Regions from separate parts of the Mus musculus genome. Here all the other regions are linked to region 2. Evidence: chromatin loops called from intact Hi-C (ENCODE). Cell type or tissue: left cerebral cortex. All regions are shown on one strand.

Region 1 (8,000 bases), 100 kb before region 2:
GGAAAGGGGTGCGTGTGAGTGTGTGTGTGTGTGTGTGTGTGTGTGTGTGTGTGTCTGACCAGTATAGGAACAGATTAAGAATACATAATGAGCTGAACTACTTTCTAGTATTCAATTGTGGTTGACTGCAAATAAGTGATCCCTTCAGCTTTTAAATTCTCTGTGACTGCCATTCTCTGCAAGGGGAAGAAACTACAAGATGAATTTTCAGCCTACTAAAGTGAGCAACAAAAGGCATAAGGAGCTAGCAGATATGTCTCAAGTTCAACAGTTATGATAATCACAATCAGAATATGAAAATACTAGTCAGTTTCCTGGTACCTTAGAACAAACTGACAGACAGACTGCCCCTGGCTTTCATAGCACAACAATGAGGCTAACTTTGCATCTTGGTACTTGGAATTGGCAGAGAAGTTTAGTGTTAAGAACACTTGATTTAGATTCAAATCTGCGTTTTTAGTATTTACCAGCTAAGTGATCCAGACAACTGAATTAATCTTTCCAAGTATTCACCTGCACATGTATAAATGGCAAAAAGCTGCTTTTTCCTGTTTTCTCTGGGTTTTTAGGAGATTTACTACCTTTCTTTGGGTGTGCCCCAGAGCAAATTCCAAGGCAAGATTTGAGTACAAATTGGTTACTTGATCCCAGGAAACAGTGAGGCAGGGAAGGGAGAAACCACTAACAACAATGGCTATTTAGTGGCCACCATTGCTTTTCTCACTGAACAGTTGGGAACTTCAAACTCGCTGGCTGACTTTGTTCTGGGAATATCAACACCATAATACTTCTGCCAGGACCTGACCACAGGTTTTGCACAGGTTAGAGTTCAGAGAAATAATTTCTATGTAAAGCCCCGGGGCTTAAGGTAGAAAGCTGAGTGACCAGAAGAAGTGCCTTTTAAGGCTACCATCAGCTCCTGAAAGGAAGATAAGGACTAAGCATGGGCTGGTGATGACATTTGTCCTAGTGAGATGATGTATGTCCCTAGAACAGTGTGACTGCCGATCTAAGGCACAGCTGTTTAAACACAAAGCAATGAGCTTGAAGAAGGCCAAAGCAGAGTCTGTACAAGGAGAGGAAAGTAGAGGACGACACACTGCTCCTGAGCTGTGGAACCAAAACCCCACCCACACTCTCCTCTACCATGGTTCCGTCCCTCCCTAACTCAGTTTCCCCCTGTAGCCTTCTCCACCTCCACACCTCTCCCCCACCCACACTCTCCTCTACCATGGTTCCGTCCCTCCCTAACTCAGTTCCCCCTGCAGCCTTCTCCACCTCCACACCTCTCCCCTTTCTCTTCTTCAATCTCATCTTCCTCCTATCTTTCTCTCAACTCCTAAATCCCAGACCTAGCACAGTGCTTATTACGTTCCACACTTTCTCATCCTCTGAAGCCACTGTCCAACTTCCCTCTCTTTCCTCAATAAGCCTAGTTCTTATTCAGAAATTCAAGGTACTGTCAGTTTCTTTGAAAAGAGGTCCCTACCGTCACCTTTCTCTTGTGGTCTGAACCGCCTATCAGGTAGTGTCTCTGTGAATGTCTTAAAATGCACCACTTACATCAAGCATGGTGGCACCTGTCTGTAATCCTAGCACTTGGAAGCAAAATACTGCAAGTTCCAGGCCAGCTTGGGCTACATTGTGAGACACTGTCTCAAAACAACAGCAACAACGACATAAATCTTACAGCTTGCATTATAAATATGCAGTTACAGCATTATAAATATGCATTTATAATCCATCATGCTAATTGCATCATTATTCTTTATAAGCAGATGTGGAACATTTGCATTGTTGAGAAGTTCATAGATGATTTGTAGCTACACCAGTGTCTACCAGTCGTCTGATTGCGCAACAGATTTCCTAAAGCAGAGGGCACCGATTTTTGGAGTTCTGGTGCCTGTCATCAGTCCTAACATGCATTTGGTGCTCTGCAAGTAATGTTTTAATCAATAAAAAAAAAAATGTGCTTTGAATATTTCCACCATTTCACACTGCTTTTCACCAAGTTGATACCTGTGGCGATAAAGTATATTAAAGGTGCACTCTGCATCCCTTGGGAGTGTAAGTGTTAAATCTCATTGGCCATCTGCCAGTTCTGTAGCTAAGTGGCTATTAAATCTGGCCAGTTGTTCAACATTTTCACCCTTGGTTGCCTCACAATCTCTTCCAAAATGGTCTTTAGTCTTATTAGTTTGGTCATTGGAGCCTGGGAGGCTAATTCACAAAATCAGGTATCAGAGGGCCAGGGAGAGTGTTCTAAGAAAACAAAGATGGCAGAGCAATTGTCCTCATTGTTTGAGGAAGGTCAAGGCTGAAAGCTGTTTTGTTTTCTTTTGCTTGTGTGTTTTTGTGGCACCATGGACTAGATCGGGCTCCTCGCACACACTCTGGAAGTACTCAACACTGAGCCTTATCCTTAGACAAAAGTTCAGTACTTTTAACATTATGCCTCCTAACAAAAGTATCTACATATCATACAATTGACCTGAAGAAAAGCATTCTACAAACGGATACCTCCCCTTATGTTTATTTACACCGTGACAAGACAGTTATCAGAACTCTCCACAAACAGCCCTTGAAATTAGCTATATTTTCATGATTTAGTTTCATCAGTTTTCATTTTGTATAAATAAATAAATGTATATTATTTAGTACATCTAAATAAAGTCCGTTGTCTAACCACCATCTTCTTCTACTACTACTACAGTAGAAACCTAGATGACACTGATGGGCTGTCAGCCACCACCATGTATGCATGTCCTAGGGTTCCACTCTTATCCTCTGCATCTTAGAAGACTCCGTGAGCACCGTCGAGAGGCCTGCAGGATGAAGACTAGCATACACCTTCCCACTCCTATAGGAGCTGTCCAGGAGTAAAGTATCAGGGCCTCTGCCTCTGATCCATCTTCAGAGTAGAAAGTATAAGAAGCATTGTGGTCCATAAGCCGAGCGCCTCTCTTCTTGTTTAGTTCTTTACCTCTCCTCGACTCTTAAATCTGTCCTAGAAAATGCCACTAAAGAGCCAGAGTCTGCTCTGTCCCAGGCTGGATGGACAGACAGCATGACAGAACTCTCCAGCGTATGACTGAGAAAGAAGTTCTTTCCTGATTAATCCTGGCTAAGCTCTTTGCTTCCAAAAGTCTAAATTTTGCTTGAAAAGTAGAGTCAAGGCACTTCATCAGAAATTAAATAGAGCCGGGCGGTGGTGGCGCACGCCTTTAATCCCAGCATTCTGGAGGCAGAGGCAGGCCGATTTCTGAGTTCGAGGCCAGCCTGATCTACAGAGTGAGTTCCAGGACAGCCAGGGCTACACAGAGGAAACCCTGTCTCGAAAAAAGAAAAAAAAATTAAATAGACCTCCAATAGAATGGAGTGACTCTCTTTTACAGAGGAAAAAAAGCTTATATTAATAAGGAAAGTAAATATTATTACTAGTGACTTATCTGGATTTATATATTACTATTTTGCTAGAATGATAGATATTTAAATGCTTAGGTATGTCAAGCTTATTAGACAGTACTACAGAAGTATTTTATAATACAATTCAATTATGGATAATATTTAGTGGAATATTATTTTAATGCACTCTTGCTGTAATGAAGAATTTTTTAAACTATCTATTTTGGACTCTGTGCATGTGCATGCAAATGTCATGGCCACGGCACTTGCAGGGAGGACAGTTTGTGAGAGTCTTTCTTCTTCTCCCACTATGTATGTCCTGGAGATTGGACTCAATTATCAAGCTCTGCGGCATGGGTGCCTTTCCAGAGCTATCTCTCCAGCCCTAATGAATGTATTCAATTCAATCAAAAGAACTTAGCTTTGACAGTCTTCAGGAAACATTACTGTACAGCCATAAGTATAAATAATTGTTTGCATATTACATACATAGGTTTTATTTTAATTATTTTAATTTTTGTAAATATTAATTTAGCCAATTTAGTTTTTGTTTAATCTTTTAGCGTCTTAAAAAAATCTCTTCAATTAATCATGGTACTTTGTAAGTATTTTCAATTGTGGAAAGATCTTGTGTGTTCTGAGTCATATTCCTCTGAGTTTAATAGGGAATATGGCCTGAAAAAAGATTGATGAATGGCCGGGTCTGCAGTACTGATTCGAGAGGTGCTGTGATACTTCTGCAGATGCTTTCATGTCAGATCTATCCTCATGGAGGAAACTAAGCCAAACTTACTAGGAAGGGAAGCGGGCTGCGTAACTGGATTTCTTCAATTAAACCACTAGATGGCACTATCCTCGTTTCTTTTGTAAAACCACTAGCGAATTCGCTCCTTAGGAAATGATTATATTTTAAATGCTGCCAAAGGACTATTCTTTGATTCTATCTAAAAAAAGAAAACTACAAGTAGAGGGGTTTCAAGGTTATGGCACGTTTACATCCTTTCTGATCGACAGAGACAGAGAAGCCACCCGAGTCACTGGTGAGAAGCATGCCTTCTCTTCAGCTACTCTACAAGGTCTGAAAGGAGACCTCTCCCACAAAAACACAGATGACCAGTGCTCTCAAATCTGTCTTCACTTCTTTACTGCCTAATGTCATCATCTTTTTCCACTTTTTGGATTAAAAAGCTTCATCAGGCCCTGGCGTGGTGATACACACCTGTAATTTCAGCGCTCGGCACGAGGTAGTAGGATCCCGAGTTCAAAGCCAGACTAGGCTACGTAGGAATCAAGACAGATGGCAGCTGTGTTGGGTCTCTTACCATAGAGGATTTTACACATTACACCTTTTCTACTTTACACAAAAAGTTGAAGGCAGGAATGCTCACTTCTTCTAGCCCAGACCATAGTATTCATTTTCTCTAATTTAAACTTATACATTTGATAGCCTTCTGGCTTGCCTTTTAAATGAAAAGTATTTCAATGTGAAAATAAAAGTATCAAACATGTTATTGTTATACTACTTTTTTAATGTGTATGAAGTTTTACCTGGATGCATAACTATGTACTGTGTTCATACCTGTTGCCCTGAGAGGCCAGAAAAAGGACTCAAATACCTTTGGACTAGAGTTACAGAGAGTTGTAAGCTATCATATGTGCACTGTGAATCGAACCCATGACCTCTGGGAAAGTAGCTGGACTCATCAGCCCTAAATTATAATACTTTTAAAAGTGAAAACAATAATAATCTTTATTTTCATGCAAATATGAAGTGAACACAAATGGAAGACTTTATTCACCTCATTCATTAAGAAGTGGCTTAAAGGAAACTTTGAAAAACATGTATACATATAAATACAACCAAGGATGCCCAAAAACTTTGCTGACAGATGCCCAACTGTTTAATATCCTACAAAGCAGTGTAAATGTGATTTTTTTTCTATTTCTGAAAGTGTATCTCTAACAGATAAATTTAACTAATTTGTAACTCATGTAAAACTTCTACCCATTTCTCCTGAAATGCAAAAGAGCTGTCCATTCCTTCCAGTCGATCAGACCAGGACTAAGCAACAGTCTTGTCAAAGCAGAAAATCCCCAGAGGGCCTGCTAAACTCAAGAGCCTCTCTTCACAACCTCCAAGTGGAAGACAGGGTTCTTAACACTGTTGTTTACAAATAACCAGCACTCCGCTGGGAAGAACAGCCTCTTTGGAGAGTCTCATTCCACTTCCAGCCATACTAGGACAAACCACAGGGAGGCACTGTTTGCACTAGATTCTCTACATAATGAAGAGTGCAAAGTTCAGTAACCATGCAGACAGTAGATTTCCTTAACTGGCAGTAGCTGATGTACAAGATACACAAAAAAATTCAAAGAAAATAAGAAATAGCTCATCTCTGACTTGGTTTGCAATTTAAGTGCGATGTGGCTTCATTCAACAGTCTCAAACTAGGAGCAACTCAATCTTGCAATGTTTTCCTGCCATATATTAAGACCCTGTATTTTATCCCCATTTTGAGGTCACATAATCGAATGCAGTGGACATGAAGATACCCGGGAGTAACAGAAGATTTCTGAACACACAACTTCCAAAAAGTAATTCAAAATCGAATGCATAACAAAGTCAATGTTTTTCCTCAGCATAGCCTTGGCTCTGAGCACAGCACCTGCTAACACACCAGGAAGCCATTCTGCATGAAACTCTGAGCTCAGCTCAGGTTCAAGACCATAGTACTGATGGTGTCAGGAGACAGAGCCTGCCAGGCAGCTTAAGGCAGGGACCTGGAAGCAGCTTTCTCAGGAGGGTTCTAGATGGAGACCAGGGAAGCCAGGTCCCTCTGGCTTCCTTCTTTTGTAACTTGAGTTTTAATTTTTTTTTTAACTTTTGGAGATTATAATATATTACATCATCCCTCCCTTCTCTTTCCTCTCCACAAACCACTCTTTCAATGATGCTGGTCTCAATCACCGCTGATTTCTGGCCTCTAGCTAACCACCGTCCACGGTCCCAGTAAGGCAAAGGTTTCATTTCAGTGTTCCGGGCCTCTTGTTTATCACAGGTGACTCTTCAGACCCAGCTGAGCTGAGCCACAGATTCTTTAAAACAGCAAAGATTCAGTGGTCCCATGGTCTAAATGTAATCTCAAACGCCACTCAGGAGCTCCTCACGCCAGACCGCAATCCTCTGCATGGCTCCTATCATTCTCTTCCTCCGGGCTCCCACAGAGCAGCTTACCAAGCTGGGAGCATGCAGTAGCTTTTCTCACCTCAACTTCCAAAGTCCTTCCAAGATCCTCCAAAACCACAGGGTCAGGTCTATCATAGCAACAGCCCAGTCTCCTGGCACCACTTTCCGACTGCTGTGATAAACAACGAAACCAAAGCAGCTTCTGGAGGGAAGCGTTTGTGTGGCTTCTGCTTCCACATCACAATCCATCATCGAAGGAAGTTGGGACAGAAATTAAAACAAGTCAGGAACCAAGCGGCAGGAGCTGATGCAGAGGCCGGGGAGAAATGCTGCTTACTGGCTTGCTCCCCCGGGGTTTGCCTTGTTCCCCATGCTTTGCCCAGCCTGCTTTCTTTTCTTCCTTCCTTCCTTCCTTCCTTCCTTCCTTCCTTCCTTCCTTCCTTCCTTCCTCCCTCCCTTCCTTTCTTTTTAAATTGTGTGTGTGTGTGTGTGTGTGTGTGTGTGTGTGTGTGTGTGTGTGTGTGTGTGTGTTTGAGACAGGGTTTCTCTGTATAGCCCTGGCTGTCCTGGAACTCACTCTGTAGACCAGGCTGGCCTTGAACTCAGAAATCCACCTGTCTCTGCCACCTAAGTGCTGGGATTAAAGGCATGAGCCACCACTGCCCGGCTTCTGCTTTCATAAAGAACCCAGAATTAGCAGCTGGGCCCACCCCATTAATCACTAGTTAAGGAAATCCTCCACCAGCTTGTCTTCAGACGCTCTCACGGAAGCATTTTCTCAGTTGTGGTTCCTTCCTCTCACGTGAACTAAACAGGTAATCTGCCAACAAAAATATTTAAAGTTCTTTCTGTATTTACAGTCCCTTGATTGCCTTCAGCTGTTTTTTTTTTTTGTTTTGTTTTGTTTTTTTTTTTTTTTTTTTTTTAGCTCTAGCTGAGACTCCGAGTGCTATATTGAATAGCTATGGAGAGAATGAATATTCTTTTCTTGTTCCTGGTGTAGTAGAAATGCTTAGAGTTTCTTTCTATTTAGGTTGCTGTTGGGTGTGATTTTGTTGTAAATCCCTTCATTGTGTTTAGGTATGTCTCTTGTATCCCTAGTCTCTTCAGGACTTTCATCACAAAGGGGTGTTGGATTTTGAGCAGGGTTTTTAAAATAGATTCCTATTATTTTGTGATTGTGCTGTGGTTATTTCTCTGCCTCTTTTGATTGATTGTTCTTGGATTATTTATTCCTGTCCCTTTGGGTGTGGTTAAGTTCCTCAGGCTGAAATTTCCCTTCTCGTACTGCCTGGAAAGCTGGACTACCAGATAGAAATTTCCTAAACTCGGTTTCATGGTGAATGCTTTTCTTTCTGCAGTTGGTTGTGATTGATGGTTTTGTTGGGTATAGTACTCTGGAATGGCA
Region 2 (8,000 bases):
TTGCATTGACAAAGGAAGTTTCAAAAAAGCTCAGCAGAGACTTTGTTCTCTGGTTAAGTCTTATGAAGAGAAGTTTAAATAAGCATAGCAAGCTTAGAAAGGAAAAAATATAAAATATATGGTTTGAGTATTAAAGGGGTACCAGGAAGTGAAATGGTGCAAAATCCTGTGTTCTAGGAAATAACAGATTAAGGGAGTGGGACCTTGGGACAAGATCCTACCCAGCTAAATTTAGATCCAGGCATGGTGGTACACACCTTTAATCCCAGGAGACAGGCATGCTGATATCTGCATTCAAGGCCAATCTACAGAGCAAGACCCAGGATATCCAAGCTTAGGCAGTGAAGGATTTGGAAAACAGAAAGCCAGTGACAATGTAATAGTACAAGCAGGTCATGTTCTAATTCCTGCAAGCAGCAGAACTTGCAGCTTCAGCCATGTGGCTCTGGCTCTAGGAACTGCTGGGACAATTGATGCTGGTTAGCTGGAGCTAAGAAATTAGCAGTGATTATGAAGAGACCAGCATCACTGATGTGAAATCTTCTGGGAAGTATTTTCTGGGAGCACAAAGAAGCTGTGTTCCAGAGATAGCCAAGGTTGTACCTCGCGCTGCAGCTGGACTTGATAATATGTAAGAATCACCCAGGTGGTACTGGTTTTGAAGGCATGAAGGGATCATGAAGAACAGCTGAATCTTGGCACTGTGAGAGGTCATGGAAGGCCACTGGAGAAGGTATAGCCTCAGCTGTAGTTGATGGCCCAGGACTGAAGTGGTCATGCAAAGGATTTGAGGCTTGGTACCCTGAAGAGAGCCTATGAGAGGCTATTGGTGAAGCCTAGTTGGAGTGGAACACCCCACTATATTGTAGATGTCAGTACCATGGGATGATCACCAAGAACAGCAGCCGTAGTGGAGTGGATCAACCTGAGCATAGAGTGCTACAGAGGACAGAGATGGAGAAGTGATGCCAGCCCTTAGGAGGAGTCCAAAAGATCAAGTGGACTCCCAGTCACTGAAACAAGAAGCTGTAACATTGAAATTGCCTTGGAGACTCAAAGATGTTAAAGATGCCAGAGCCATGGGATACATGCTGAGGAAAGCTGCTAACAGGGAGTTGAACCAGCCCAGGATAAAGCAGTTTGTTACAGTCAACAAATATGAAAAAGGAGTGGAGATCTGAAGACTGCTTTGACATCATCCATGGAGATGCAGAGTTTGGAGTTTGCCCAGCTGATTTCCTGTCTTGCTTTGGGGATTACAGTTAATTAGTTGGATGAATCTCAGAAGAGACCTTGAACTTTGGACTTTAACATTGTTGAGACTGCTATATGCTATGAGGACTTTGAAAGTTGGACTAAATGCATTTTGCATTATGCTATGTTTAAGTACGGCCCCCATAGACTCATGTTTTTGAACAAGTCTATGAGGGCCAGGGAATGGAATGTGATGGTTTGTATATTCTCGGACCAAGGAGTGGCACCATCCGGGAGTGTGGCCTGGTTGGAGTAGGTGTGTCACTGTGGGTGTGGGCTTAAGACCCTCATCCTAGTTGCCTGGAAGTCAGTCTTCCACTAGCAGCCTTTGGATGAAGACATAGAACTCTCAGCTCCTCCTGCACCATGCCTGCCTGGATGCTGCCATGTTCCCACCTTGATGATAATGGACTGAACCTCTGAGCCTGTAAGCTAGCCCAATTAAATTTTTTTTTATAAGACTTGCCATGGTCATGGTGTCTGTTCACAGCAGTAAAACCCTAACTAATACAGTCACTATCAGCACATCTTCATCAATTTGGTCCAATTCTCATTAAAAAGAGACTGGAACCTAAAACAACTGACTTCTCATTCAGTACTGGCTTCCCCATTATTATCCATGTAAGAGTAAGATGGAGTAAGAGGGGCTTTTGCAGATAAAACAAAATTCAAACTCCAATGTATCTCAGTCATCAAACAAGAAGTTAAAAAGTCTCCACAGCTAAATATAGTACCGTTCTCTTACAACCTGGAGGACAGAAGAGCTGCACAGAGATGGGCTTTGGCTATTTTTCGGGTAGTTTTCTTTGTCGGTTTGACCGAAACTAGAGTCCTCTGAGAAAAGGAAAGGATACTTCAGTTGAGAAAAGGCCTCCATCCGAGGAGCCTGAGGGCAAATCTGGGCGTTGGGGGTTGGGGGGAACTGAGATAACATTTTCTTAATCAATGACAGATATGGAAGAGCCCTCTGTGATGCCACCTCTGGGCTGATGGTCCTGGGTTGTATAAGAAAGCAGGCTGAGCAAGCTATGGAAAGCAAGCCACTAAGCAGCATCCTCCACCACGGTCTCTCAGTGCCTGCCTTGGCTTCCCTCAAGGATGGATGGAGATGTATAAGCCGAAGAAACCCACTGTGGTAGTTTGTATATGCTTGGCCCAGGGAGTAGCACTATTAGAATGTGTGGCCCTGTTGGAGTAGGTGTGTCACTGTGCGCATGGGCTTTAAGAGTCTTATCCTAGCTGCATGGAAGCCAGTATTCTGCTAGCAGCCTTCAGATGAAGATGTAGAACTCTCAGCTCCTCCTGCACCATGCCTGCCTGGATGCTGCCATTTTCCTGCCTTGACTTACTGGACTGAACCTCTGAACCTGTAAGCCAGGCCCAATTAAATGTCCTTATAAGAGTTGCTTTTGGTTATGGTTTTTATCACAGCAACAGAAAGCAAACTAGGTCAATCATAATAAATTCCTCAAAGACAGCAGAACAAATGTTAAACACACAAGTGTGTTTATCTCAGTGAAGATAACATCTTCCAGCAAACTTGGAAAAGCAGTGCGGGGGGTGGGGAGGGGGAGGAGAGAAACCATCAAAAAATTATGCATGGATCCTGGAATGCAAAATGGGTTTAGAAGGATGGATGAAAAGAAACGAAAACTAAAATAAAAAACAAACAGACAAGGGAGGGTGGCAGGAGACAACTAAAACTCAGACAACAAAAAGATGATATTCTCTATGTAAAAACATACCTATTTCATTTCATAAAATCCAGCCCTTAAAATCCAGTTTCTGACCTTGCTTTACAGGGACACTGTATATCTTTAAAAGTTGAAAAGTCTCTATTTAGATAATTTATTAACAGCTATATTAGTAGCTTGCTTCAGCTGCTCCCACAGGGGCTAAACTATTGCCAAAAACCACTCCAAATTTGACAGATCCAAGCTAAATGAGAGCCACGTTTCACATCTCAGTTTAAAGTAAGGAGCACACCTGTTTCTACAAGGACGCTTGCACTCCCTTATCTAGGTCTTTTCTAAAAACAAAATAAAAAGCCCACATCTTAGATGTAGAGGATGTCTGTCAGTTTTGTGGAACCAGTAGCAAGTTGCATACATACATACATGTACTACCTCAGGAAGTATCTGTTTCAGATCCTCAAAAGCATCCATCAAAAGCAGAAAAGATTAGATCTAAAGCAATGCATATGGGTGGTTACGTTGCCTTAGGTATGCTATCCCTCTAAAGCGCTCTCCCTCCCATTCTTAGTACAGCTCTCTGAAATTACTGACTAATACCCAGAAGCCATTTGAAACAATGTGTTCTTCTATCAGTCTTTCCCTCACCATGTCTTAATCAGGAATCAAAAGACTCCCGTCTTCGCGCATCTGTCTCTATTCCTCTAAAATGACAGGAAAGCAAAATAAACAATCTGGACACTACGGTCTGACTGTTCATCTGTAATCCAAGTGCCAAGCTGCACTTTGGCCCAGTAAGGTAATGACATGTCAATCTACTAAAGATTAGAAAGTACACGGAATCAAAGCCATCAGCCTCAATTCTCTTTACCTCTCTGAATTATCTATGGAATCTATGGCTTCAGAAAACTAGAACATGTTGCATACTGCACTGCTGACAAACGTCCTGAAAGTGATCATCAATGGGTATCGTGAGCATGTTTTCATCCACCCGGTCTAGACCGGAAAGCGACCTCTCAAATCCCTAGGTACTACATATTAATTGCTGCATATTAATATTTGGTCTTGACCTTCGGCAGGGAGCAAGAGAAGACTCACAGGGCACAAGCCAGTTCAGCACTTAGGACAGAATCACCCCGATCCTATTCTCCAGGGCCAATTTTAAACCTAAGCAACAACTGCAAACTTCCTCCCTCTTCCATTCCACTCGCTTTTATTTTTATTTTTCCCTTTCCTCCGGACGTCCCCCGCAAAGATTACATCTCTGATTTCTAAGTCGCCGCGTCAGACTGGGACGCTTCGGAGCAGATGCTAAGGGGACAGGCAGAATGGCCCGGAAAGGGCTGCCCAAAACCGGGAGGTAAGAGTCCTTCCCGAACCGGGGACAGCGCCCCACGGTGACCCCCCGATCGACGTCCTGCCCCGCCCCGCCCCACAGCCACCGTCACCTGTCCTCTAGCAGGGGCGCGGCGACACGGTTATGTCCTCCACCACAGCCGCGGCCCCGGAGACGTTCATGACCGACTCTAGGTTCTCCGGTGTCTGGGTCCGCTTCTGCCACCGTCGCCGCCGTCGCCGCCGTCCCCGCCTTCCGCACCGACAGCCGCCGCCACGTCCGCAAACCTGCGGTGCGTCATCGCGTAGAGTAGGCGGAGGTGCGAGGGCGCGGGCGGAGGCGGGGAACCCAGAACCCCGCGGCCAACCGCAGGCCCACGCCAGCACGCAGGCGCGCCGATGCGGCCGGGGCGGGGCCTGATTTCAGCCCCGCCTCTAGCCCCGCCCGTCCGGGGGCCGCCGGGCCGTGTTGGACTCCTGCAGTCTGTGAATCTAAACCCAACGGGTCCTCCTGGCTAAGAAACGTACTGAGCGGAGGGCATGCTTGAGGAAGAGCCAATGGAGAGCCGCTGTGCATTTCTTAATGCTCTGTATCTGGCACTTTCTTCTCGGTGGGGCAGAAGAAAGCAAAAACACTGGGCCGTGCTTTACCATATCGAACGAGCCCTAGAGCAGCAAACAAGACAGGCAGAGTGCCTTGGGTCTGTAGGTCAGCAGAGTGAGCCACCTAGCCAAGCTAAGCTCACAGTGCCCTGGAGCTGCACTTTGATGGGACAAAGTTGTCAACAACTTGTAACTAACCTACTTGGATTTGAAAATTAACAGGACGCCATTGGTGTTGCACTATCTATGGCAGTGAAATAAATACCTCTCTTCTGACTTTTTTTTTTTTTTTTTTTTTTTTTTTTAGAAATTTGCCGAAGTGGTAAATACAGTGTTTGTATTTATGCGAATGATGTATGACATTTTAAAGGTGCACCTGGTGTTTTGTGCTGACGACCGACAATGCACTTGACTAAATGCTTACCCATTTAGGTCAACATTGCCTAAAGACGTACCACACTTTTCTTTACAGTCCGAATACTTAGTAATTATAAAGCCTTTGGAACGCTGTTCCAATTTCCAAAGGGTTTTTTGTTTGATTGTTTGTTTGTTTGTTTGTTTGTTCTGTTGGTTCCTTGGTCGGTTGGTTTTCTGAGAAGTGCCTCTGCAAGGACTGGGATTTTACTTACATTGCAATAAGCGCCTTTTACTTGAAAGGACAAGGCACTGTGCTGAACAATGCTACAAAGAACTCCAGGCAAAGACAACCGGGGAAAAAAAAGTTTGCCCAAGTTATTCTTTGAGCTCTTGCCCCTGTGACACCGCTGTCTGTAACCATTTATCACGGAGACATTTTCTCATCAGGAGACAAAGGATATATTCCGTTCTTGATGTGTAGGGCCTCGGCTGTTCAGGCCTCATGAATGTTAATGGAATGCAACCGTCTTTTTGCAAGTAGGTTACTTTTCTTATTTTAATGTCAATAGGCCATGGAATCCTTGGGAGAGTCTGAGGGAGAACGAATTCCAAGCATTTCTTCAGGACTACTACCTGTTTGCTTTGAAGAAACATCCTACACGAGATCTGCAAAGCTTTTGAATGATTGTTTGTATCTAACTAAAATCGAGTATTTGTTTACCAAAAGGGCACACTATGTGTATATTTTATTATTAGACTATACAAAAGAAGCAGTTAGCCACGAATGTTGGCTGAGTTCCAGAAAGTTGGCCGGTAAGAACAAGTATTTGTCTTTGGAAAAGAGGGTGTTCTCAGCAATCCGAAGGCCAAAAGTAGTAGGTTTTTTTTCAGATCTCATCTGCTATGTTGTCCGTTAAAATTGTTCAGTTGAGAAGTACATGATTCTAGGAATTTGTAGTTTTATAGCTAACATTTAGACTGAGACAGAGTAAATGCAGTGTTGTAGAGAGTAAATTGATACCACTTGTGAGGAGCACTGTTTGCTAAAATGCATTAAAATTAAAAATAAAGTTAACTAGGGTTTAACTTTGCTTAGTACCTGCCTTAAATTCACTGACACATAACACTTGAATCAGATTTAACAAATAAGTTTAGGAATGTTTATCAGATTAATGTCAAAAGGAAAAACAATCAGAGTGCTCCTCAAAGGAATAGCAGGATCCTTTGACTTCCTTAAAACAATATAGTACTTGATCAAAAGATTTAGATTCCTCTTTCTTTACAGATTTATTAATAAATTTGTCTCCGAAAAGGAATATGTACGAGAAATATATTCCAGCCATTGCAGATTTAGTTCTTTTTTAAAAAACAAAATCCTGGGCATAAGAACATGTGCTTGGAGCAGAAAACCTAAATAAAAATCCAGACATGGCTGCATGTGTGCCTGTAACCTTCTGGGTTCTGGGGTCCAGGAGAGTGAATTCAGAAGGACCACTGGGACTTGCTGGCCACCAGTGGAGCTTCACAGTCCGTAGACAATTCTGTCTGAGAGGACTTAAGCAGCAGGACAACGGGACACCTGTCTTAGTTAAGGTATCCATTGCTGTGACAAAATTCCATGACCAAAAAGCAAGAAGAGGAGGAAATGGTTTCACTTCCAAATTGCTGTTAATCATGGAAGGAAGTCAGGACAGGAACTGAAACAAGGCAGAAACCCAGAGGCAAGAGCCGATGCAGAGGTTATGGAGGGATGCTGCTTACTGGCTTGCTCGCCATGGCTTGCTCAGTCTGCTTTCTTATAGAATCCAGGACCACCACAATGGGCTGGGTCCTTCCTCATCAATCACTAATTTAAACAAGTACCTTAGAGGCCTGCCTACAACCCTGTTCTCTGGACCCATTTTCTTACTTGAGTTCCTTCTTCTCAGATGAATTTAGGTTGGGGGGGCATTTACGACTATATACATGTAAAAAGATTTCCAAAATGCATTTTAAAGATTAAAAAAATACAGTTACATAAGAGATACACTGTGTTTTCCTTTGGGATAAAACTTAAATGTACATGCCCCACTTTATTATCAATAAAATATTAAAAAATCATACATTGTATTTTGTAATAACTAGACATATTTCCCCAGAGCTAACTGTGCATATCTGAATCATCCTCAAGTTGTTTGGAACTTTGTATCCAAGTGATGCATATCTGAAAAAAAATTCAATTCCCTCAGAAATTAATGCCATTGTCAAAGCCTTAATGATTTTTACATTTCTTCCTAGTCCCCTGTGGCTGACTTCTTTCAGCCCTGCATTGCCACTCTTTGCTACTTTCTATACCTTTTTAGAAGCAAATCTGGAAAATACTGTTATACATTAAAGAAATGATGAAACTAATTTCAAATTGGATTAGGGAGTGAAATTTAAAAAGCCTTCAGTTGTAATTTATATATAGAAAATATTACCGCTTCTCTTCTTGAGACCTTTGCTGGTAGAAAATAAGCCACTGCTTGCTTTAGATGTTATGCTGTTGTGGTAGATAGACTTGCCTCTCACCCTATAGTTTTAAACATGGTGATTATAGTAATCACAGTTTTGTTATACATATAGATGAAAGAAGAGCCAAATATATCGTGGGGATATAGAGATGCTTATAAACACTTGTAAGTCATTTAGGGAGATTAAATATGACTCAAAAATAACCCGCTCCAATGTCTCGAGCTATCTAGATTTTATTAGATAAAAACTAGTCTTGCAAATACTATT
Region 3 (8,000 bases), 50 kb before region 2:
CAAAAATATAAAATTGATAAATCAAATATTGCTGCTGTTGCTAATCAGTTCAGTTAGTGCAGTTCCAGCATGAGGGGAAAGGGACTGGGACCCTGTCTATTTTGCTCCAATCTATCAATTGCTTAGGACCAAGAGAATGAAGTCCTCATTAACACACACACTTTCTCCACCGGAAACAACTCCCTTATTGATCTTTCCTAGGCCTTGCTCTCATCCAGACCAGATATTTGTCATATTTCTATATTTTATGTTCACTGTCAAGCCTTTTTTTTTTTTTTTCTTGTGAGGCAATAAGCAAACAAATCCATCCGAAAGGTCAGGATGGATGAAACGGAACCAAAGCTTTCCAAGCCTACAGGTGGACCGGATAGGCACTATGCAGTGAAGTGAGGAGGCAGATGAAGTCAGCAGTTTTCAAAGCACAGAGCCTAACACTCTTCCCAAGGTGCCATTGCTTAAAAGCCTACTCGTTACAAAAGCTGAAAATGTTCAACCGGTACTTGGGAAAAGAATGGAAAATCTCCAGTCACAAGTCTCTGCAGTGTTACTACTGTAGCTGACTGACTGGGGATGGTGTGAGCTTTCAAAGAGACAGCCACACAGCAGCAGCGCGCATCTCCGGACAGAGAAGCCTGCCAGGGCCTAGTCTCTGCTTAAGCTGACTTCCACGCAGCAAAGGGTGAAACAGAGTATTCCCGCACTGTACCCCAACAGTGCCAAGGAGGTCTGTAACATGCTGTACACGCTCTCCAAGCCCCTCCCTCAGTGACAGCGCACGCCCGCGGGGCCCATTACCATCCTGCAGAATGAGGGTGGGTTGCACTGCCTGCACTCGGAACTGCCTGGCCCTCCAGCCAGGGCTGGGCGCCCGCACCACCTCGCTGTCAGAAAGCCAGGTCACGGTCTCAAAGTTGTCCCCGCGAGCCAGGGCCTCGGCCTCGGCGCGGTGCACAGCCACCTGGTCGAACTGATAGAGACCGCCGGAGTGATCGAAGTGCACGTGGGTGGCCACGGCCAGCAGTGGCCGGCGTCCTGCATCCTCTTTAGACCCGCAATCCTGCAAGAGGCCAGAGGAGTAGAGGTACTCCGGAAGGCTGCGCAGCCCCAGGCCAGTGTCTATCACCACGTCCTGCTCCGAGCCGCGCACCAGCCAAATGTTGGCCCGGTTGCCTGACTCGTAGAACCGTTCTTGAATCCAGAAGATGCCATCGCCCAGAGACTTGTGGGCATACCACTCGAGCGCCGACATGCTGCTGCGCAGGGGTGCGGCCGGGCTAGGTGGGTGTGCCTCCCACAGGCAGTCCAGGACTCGCTGCTGCTGCTGCTGCTGCTGTTGCTGCAGAGCCGGAGGAGCTACTCTCAGCTCCGGAGGAGGTGCGATCGAGGGGCGGGGATGCGGAAGGGAGCGTGGATAGGACGCTGCGACACTGCCCAGATCACCTGTTCCGCGCCCTCCCGTCCGAGCCGCAGAGCGCAGGCTGCACCCCAGTTGCCGCAGCTTCTGCAGCCGCAGCACCAAGGCAGTAACGCAGGCTGCTGAAGCGGGGAGGAGACACCGGGCAATGCTGCCCTGCTCGGGGTTCTACTGCAGGGGCCGGGAGAGATGCGTGGGAAGCGACACACAGGACCGCCCCCACACGGGCAGCGGGGGGCTGTGCACTCGCCGCCGGAGCCCAGAGTGAGGCCGAGCCTGTTGGAGGCTGACTACGGCGCCTGCCAAGGGCTAAAAAGCTCTCTTCCGGGGGTGTGGCCTCGCGGGAGTGGGCGGGGCTTCCAGTGCGCTCTGCTGCGCCGTAGCCGCGTGCGGTGTGGGGCGCGCTACTCCGGAGGTAGAATCTGCGGCTCCTTGCTGGAGGGGCTGCCGGCTTTCTTGCTTCCTCTGCTGCACCGTGTGCTCAAGCCTCGAGACTTGGCTAGCAGGTAACTGGAAGCTATCCCGTTCTGGGCAGGAGGTGAAGAGGGTAGAAGGGAGTTGATGGGGCACGTGGAGAACGTGGTGGCCGGGTATCCGGAGCCAACATTCATGAAAGCCCCTCTGGAGTGACTTTGGGAAGTATCCCTACCTCCCCAAAGCTGCTGCTGCGGTCTTCCAAACCGTTTAAAGTTTTCGTAGCCAGATCTCCCAGCTTTCCGGTGGGTTTGTTCTCAGTGAGAAAGAAGGGAGTTTATCCTCTTACAAGAGAAGACTATGCAAATCTGACGACTGTGTTTTTTCTTCATTCAAAGTTTGGCGGCAGTTTGCTGATAAGGGCATACTTACCGTCGCTTCTGTTTTCTTAATTGTTGGCACCCTTGATAGTGAGGAGAGGGGTTGGTGATAAAATTTTTCTTTAAAAAGAAAAACCTAAATGGCCGTCATAGTTCTGGGTGGTTCTTTGCTCTTTGAAGAGAGCAGAGAAAGTTAGAGCTTAAGGAAAGGCGGAGCACTTTGAGGGGACATGAAAAGTGGATAGGGACTGGGTGTGGCCTTGCAAGCCACCAGAAATCACCCCCACTGTCAGTATCAAGTCCCTGCGCTTGCACCCAACCACTAGCTATTGATACATCTATTTCGGATTAAGAAATCCCTTTGAGAATTTGACTAACCTTCAGAAATTATAAAGAGACCCACGGGAGAGCATTATAAAGGATAATTAGGAAGATTCTTACTGTGGTATCTCCTAATAAGTTTCCTAGAGGGAGAACTGTACTTCCAACACTCCAAAACTCTCTGGTGGGTGTAGGAGCAGGTCACTGCCCTTTTGAGTATTTTGCTAATCTCATCGGTTATGCAGTTGGGACCATTCTTAGCACGAGTGCCTCAGCTAAATGGTGTGTGACAAGCAGAAAACTGTTTAAAAACAAAAAAAAGTCTGATGTGAGTTCTCGAGAATCTGAGGAAGCTAACACCTGTACACAAATACTTGTTATATAATGCAAAAAAAATGCAAAAATTGGATTCTACTTATAGATGGACTAGTGAATGATTGCACTGGCCTTATCGAATGCATTTTCTGCAGAGAAACACAGTGCCCTCTGTACTTTGTTTTTGCTGCAGAAGGGGGCCACTCGGTAAGATGGCACAGTGTTGTTTCTTGGCCATAAGCTCAGAAAGAATTCAGAGATGACTATCTGGCTTGTGGCAGGCTCTAGAGTCCTTTGGACCTACAGTTCCCAATGACACTTTGTTTTCTACTTTTCAGTATGACTCTGCTTCTCATCGTAATTACATTTAAGCTCAGACAGTCCTGAGAGAGGCAGAACTTCTTCAACTAGTTTTTCTGGCCTGGTTCCTGCTTCATTTTCACACCACCTATCAGGTTCTGACAGGTTCTCTAAAGTATATTTTGCCCACTTCCCATACTCGATCGTAAACTCCATTAAAAGCAGAGATGTTATTTTGTTTGCCTCTGTATTTCCAACAGTGAGAGGATGGTTTGGCCCAGAGGTTAGGCTTAGAGTTGGGTCTTTATCAAGACCTCAGTGGATAGTTACTTGGTGAGAAGCAGAAGTTAAATGTCCTAAGCTCTGTTAATTGAAGAGAATGACATATCAGACGATTAGCCTTCTGTTAAATTGATGAGATGAATTGTTAGGGACATAACAATTATCTGGACATAAAATGCCTACGATGTTTCAGAGGGTCGATGTTAAAGGCCTGAGCTAACGCAGAAAAAAGGGGAATAATAGAGAACACACTGCTAATAGTCTTCTGTTAGGTGATCAAAGGAGACAGCCAGAGTGGAATGAGTCAGGCTCGTGATTAGAGCAAGTTTAGGTCATTCTTCAGAAAGATACTGTGACTTGGCTTTCGCTGTCTCCCCTGGCCTCCAGCTACTTGAACATTTAAATGAGCAAGGTTGTGTGTACAAGAGGATGTTACATTTCAGTCACAATTATAACTCACAACATTTTAGATCTAGGAAGAATTGCAGAGGTGAGCGCACCATCTTCCAGGAGATTATGTGTACAGTTGGTTTGGAGAGACTTGAACAACGCCCATTTTCAGATCTCTTGGAACAGATTCTGAACGGAAGTTTTGAGGCAGGACTCTGAGCTGGCAGTCAGGCAGCATCCTGAGGTGATGGTGGCAGTGCTGCTTTGTCGATCTAGTGTTTTCGATTTCAGATTTGGGGCTGGAAAGACGACCCGAGTTCAGTTCCTAGCGACCACAGCGAGTGGCTCACAAGCCCTGATGGCCTGGCATCCTCTTCTGACCTGCCTGGGCACCTGCATTTCTCCGCACATACCCACACACATTTTAAGATTTTGAAATTCAGAACTTTTTGCAGTTGCCAATTTCCCTCATTGATCTGGGATTAAAAAAATAGGTTGTTGCCGGGCAGTAGTGGTGCACGCCTTTAATCTCAGCACGTGGGAGGCAGAGGCAGGCGGATTTCTGAGTTCAAGGCCAACCTGGACTACAAAGTGAGTTCCAGGATAGCCAGAGCTCTACAGAGAAACCCTGTCTCGGAAAAACAAACAAACAAAAAAATAGGTTGTCAATGACTTTAGACATGTGTTCCCAGAAGTAAAATATAGGTAGGGCATTGAAAGGCCTTCCTCCGCCTGTGTACGCTCACCTTTGGTAGGAATTGTTTGAGATGAGATCAGATGACCTTTATAACCATTTCCTCTTCTACAAAGCAAGGAGGTTGAATCTACTGTGATTCTTCGTTTAGCCAGGACCAAATAATGAAGCCTTGGAATGGGTCACTTATTGTATATAGAGATGCCAACATATCTCAAAGGAGCGGATGCTTTGAAGGAAGAATTAAGAGTTGCTCGGTGCCTGACCAAAAGGATCAAAGCTAGTTGAGTAAATGACTGAGTTGGATTAGGCCGTTCTAAACAAATTTGGGTAATGAGGAAATCGAGAAATAAAAAACTCTTCATTCACAAAGTTTGGGAGCTGGGGCCATGTCCCATCTATTAAGGACATTGAAGCAGAAGGATATAAATTCAAGGCCTGCCTAGGCTGTAGAAAGGGCTCAAGTCCACACTGGGAAACTATCAAGTCTGTCCTCAAGAAGTAAATATGTAAATAAATAGAAATTAGAAGACTGAGACTAAAGTTTAGTAGTGGACGTTTACCAGTGTGTGTGTGAAGCTCTGGGTTCAACCCCTCTTCTCCCAGCCACACACCTTCCCTTGAAAAAGTCTGACAGGTTGAGAAAAAAAAAAAATCAATGTATTAGATAAATACATCAAATAAGGATTTAAGTGATTGGCGCCTAGGCCTCACTTGTGAACCTTTCCTTTCACCATTCAGTCTCTGGCTACAGGGGAAGAAAATGAATTTAGAAACCAAGTGTTCCTCCACCCACTCCCACCTCCCCACTGTTGATGTGATTGGGTGTTTCCGGGAGGGAGGGAAACCTGGAAAGGGGATAACATTTGAAATGTAAATAAAGAAAATATCCAAATTAAAAAAAAAAAAAGAAAAAGAAAAGAAACCAAGTGTTGTATATACGGGAGCACCCTGTCTGCGACATCAAACTGTAGGATGGCTTGTAGGCAGTGCGCCTTGTAACCAATGTGTCTCAAAAGCTAGCATTGGATTCTCTGCCGGATACATTTACTGTTGTTATCAGTTTATGCCCAATGACTGCAAGATAAAAATAGGAAGTTGGAGTCTGCAGAGCTTATTTCTGGGACAATATTCCATTAAACAGTGTTAAGTCAGATACTCTTAGAGTGAATTTCCCAAACCATTTCCAGGGCCCAACTTCAAAGATGTTGGCTTATTAGGTTTGAGAACTAAGTGTTCCCCAGGACTCAATATGTTTTATATTTATATTTTTTATCTCCCAGTTAATTCCTCTGATCAAGCAAGTTTGGTAAACTTTTCCTAGATTTATTTCTAATCTCTAGTTAGTGACATATTCTAGACTGGCAGGTAGCACAGTGGTCTTGTCCCTGCCTGTTGGGCTCCTACAGGTGCTGAGCAAAGGTGTCAGCCCCTTTACTCAGCAGAGGTCCTACTTGAAAGACCAGCTTTCTGTAGAATCAGCATGGTAGAGTGACTCAGCAATGGGAATGAAGCCATTGTGATATTTTACGTCTTTTAGAGTAGACAGATGGAATGAGCTTTGAAATGAAAATGAATTTCCTAATGGATTTTGTTTTTAAGGTAACTCGTGTATGAGCACAGTCAACCCCTAGTAGAGTTCCAATCAGCAAAATGGAAAAATTATAAAAATATATGCATCACTCAAGTCTGCAGGCTTTTAAAAAAATGTATATCGACATTTTGCAATCTACGGTGGAATAGCAGATGTAGACACACGTAGGTGGTGCTGATGAGCAAGCAGATCCTACACTAAACAAGACAGACTGGTAGTAATTCACCCACAGACCATCCTGAGTGATGCAGTGGGAAGACAGTATTTCTATTTTTTTTTTCAAGACAGGGTTTCTCTGTATATATAGCCCTGGCTATCTTGGAACTCACTCTGTAGACCAGGCTGGCCTCGAACTCAGAAATCCGCCTGCCTCTGCCTCCCCAGTGCGGGGATTAAAGGCGTGCGTCACCACTGCAAGGCTGAAGACAGTATTAACTATCCTAGTAGCAGAAGTCAATCCAAACTCTGAATTAGCGGCTAGTGTACCTGTTCATTGGAAATCATAGTCAAAGGAATGCATTAAACTACCTAGGTGTGTGATTTTTCCAACCCAGAATCTGGGAGGTTGTTACTGATTCTGAGCTGTGCTCAGATACATTGCTGTCCCTGGGGAAGTATGTTAGAAAGTCCTTGGGCCTTGTTCAGGACCATCCGAACATAAGCATTTGCATGCGCCTTTGTGCTCTGATGATGTGTGTATTACAGGACAGCCATCTAGTCTTTTCCATAAGTAAATAGTAAGAATAACAGAACGGGAGACGTTCTAGAATTAGAAGGAAGGAAATGTCAAAGACATCATTCCAACTGCCATGTGAATTTTTTTGTCTTGAATAATAATTTTAAAAAACTATAAATTTACTAATGTGCTAAGGGAGAAAGTTTGGGTGCTGATTACATAAGAGATGATAGTAAGGAGCTATAGCGATTATATCTGTGGTTTACATTGTTTAATGAGCTCTCGGATTAGCAGGCTTTCCTGTGGCCTTTTCATCCGTACTTAGTTGTGGTTGATCTTCACACCCTTCTCCTGCTCCCCAACTTCAGACTCTTCAGCCCTCCCTCTTCCCCTTCCACTTTTGTTCCATGTGGGTTCTATCTTTATTCCTCTCCTCTCCTTTAAGGCTCTCTTTCTTCTCCCATCTTGGGCCCCATTCTAGTTTCCTGACCACTAACTATACTCACTGCTACAGAAATACACATACGTGAAAATCATGCAGAAAATCATCTGCACATGAGAGCACATGGGATAGTATTGATCATTTCCATCCTGGACTACCTCAATTAATAGAAGTATTTTCTAGCCCTATAAATTTCCCTCAAATTTTATAATTTTATTTTTTATTATTGTACTGACTGGTTTTGTGCCAACTTGACACAAGCTGGAGTTACCATAGAGAAAGGAGCTTCAGGTGAGGAAATGCCTCCATGACATCTACCTGTAAGGCATTTTCTCAATTAGTGATCAAGGGGGGAGGGCCCCTTGTGGGTGGTGCCATCTCTGGGCTGGTGGTCTTGGGTTCTATAAGAGAGCAAGCTGAGCAAGGCAGGGGAAGCAAGCCCATAAGTAACACCCCTCCATGGCCTCTGCATCAGCTCCTGCTTCCTGAACTGCTTGAGTTGCAGTCCTGACTTCCTTTGGTGATGAACAGCAAAATGGAAGTGTAAACTGAATAAACCCTTTCCTCCCCAACTTGCTGGATCAAAATGTTTCCTGCAGGAATAAAAACCCTGACTAAGATAATTATGAATGAATTTATTTCCATTGTGTATATGTATTGTATTTTTATTGTCCATCTTGTGTGGATGGAAAGCTAGGCTACTGATGGGCACCTGGGCTAGTATTGTGTTTTTGCTACTGTATAAATAGGGAATAAGCGTGGATGTGCAGGTAACTTC

The links. A loop is a pair of places that touch in the nucleus more often than their neighbours do. Peaks named below come from ENCODE experiments on the same cell type or tissue, not always from the same donor. Only the 100,000 strongest peaks of a DNase experiment are listed, where the experiment ranks them.
Region 1: a loop joins it to region 2, with 4 times the contacts of the local background. A loop is called at or near these places in 17 of 42 quality-filtered maps.
Region 3: it touches region 2 in a loop (3-fold over the local background); 15 of 42 quality-filtered maps call a loop at or near these places.

Annotation. Positions count from the first base shown.
Region 1 is chr13:81,758,223-81,766,222 of GRCm38, reverse strand. No RefSeq gene overlaps it. Among named protein-coding and RNA genes, the nearest start is that of Cetn3, 21 kb to the left of the region's middle. In left cerebral cortex, CTCF peaks have their summits at 4,244 (motif pointing right) and 5,652; DNase peaks (open chromatin) are centred at 795, 4,231 and 5,638; H3K4me3 peaks cover 220 bases.
Region 2 is chr13:81,654,330-81,662,329 of GRCm38, reverse strand. It overlaps Lysmd3 (LysM, putative peptidoglycan-binding, domain containing 3), which reads right to left and starts at 4,524. Exons shown (of 3, transcript NM_030257.1): 1 at 4,394-4,524. In left cerebral cortex, a CTCF peak has its summit at 4,389; DNase peaks (open chromatin) are centred at 3,526, 4,623 and 5,623; H3K4me3 peaks cover 2,077 bases; H3K27ac peaks cover 1,390 bases.
Region 3 is chr13:81,704,778-81,712,777 of GRCm38, reverse strand. It overlaps Polr3g (polymerase (RNA) III (DNA directed) polypeptide G), which reads left to right and starts at 1,765. Exons shown (of 8, transcript NM_001081176.1): 1 at 1,765-1,920. It overlaps Mblac2 (metallo-beta-lactamase domain containing 2), which reads right to left and starts at 1,361. Exons shown (of 2, transcript NM_028372.1): 1 at 796-1,361. The coding sequence starts at 1,249. In left cerebral cortex, a CTCF peak has its summit at 1,637; DNase peaks (open chromatin) are centred at 1,414, 1,683, 6,034, 6,267 and 1 more place; H3K4me3 peaks cover 2,748 bases; H3K27ac peaks cover 1,479 bases.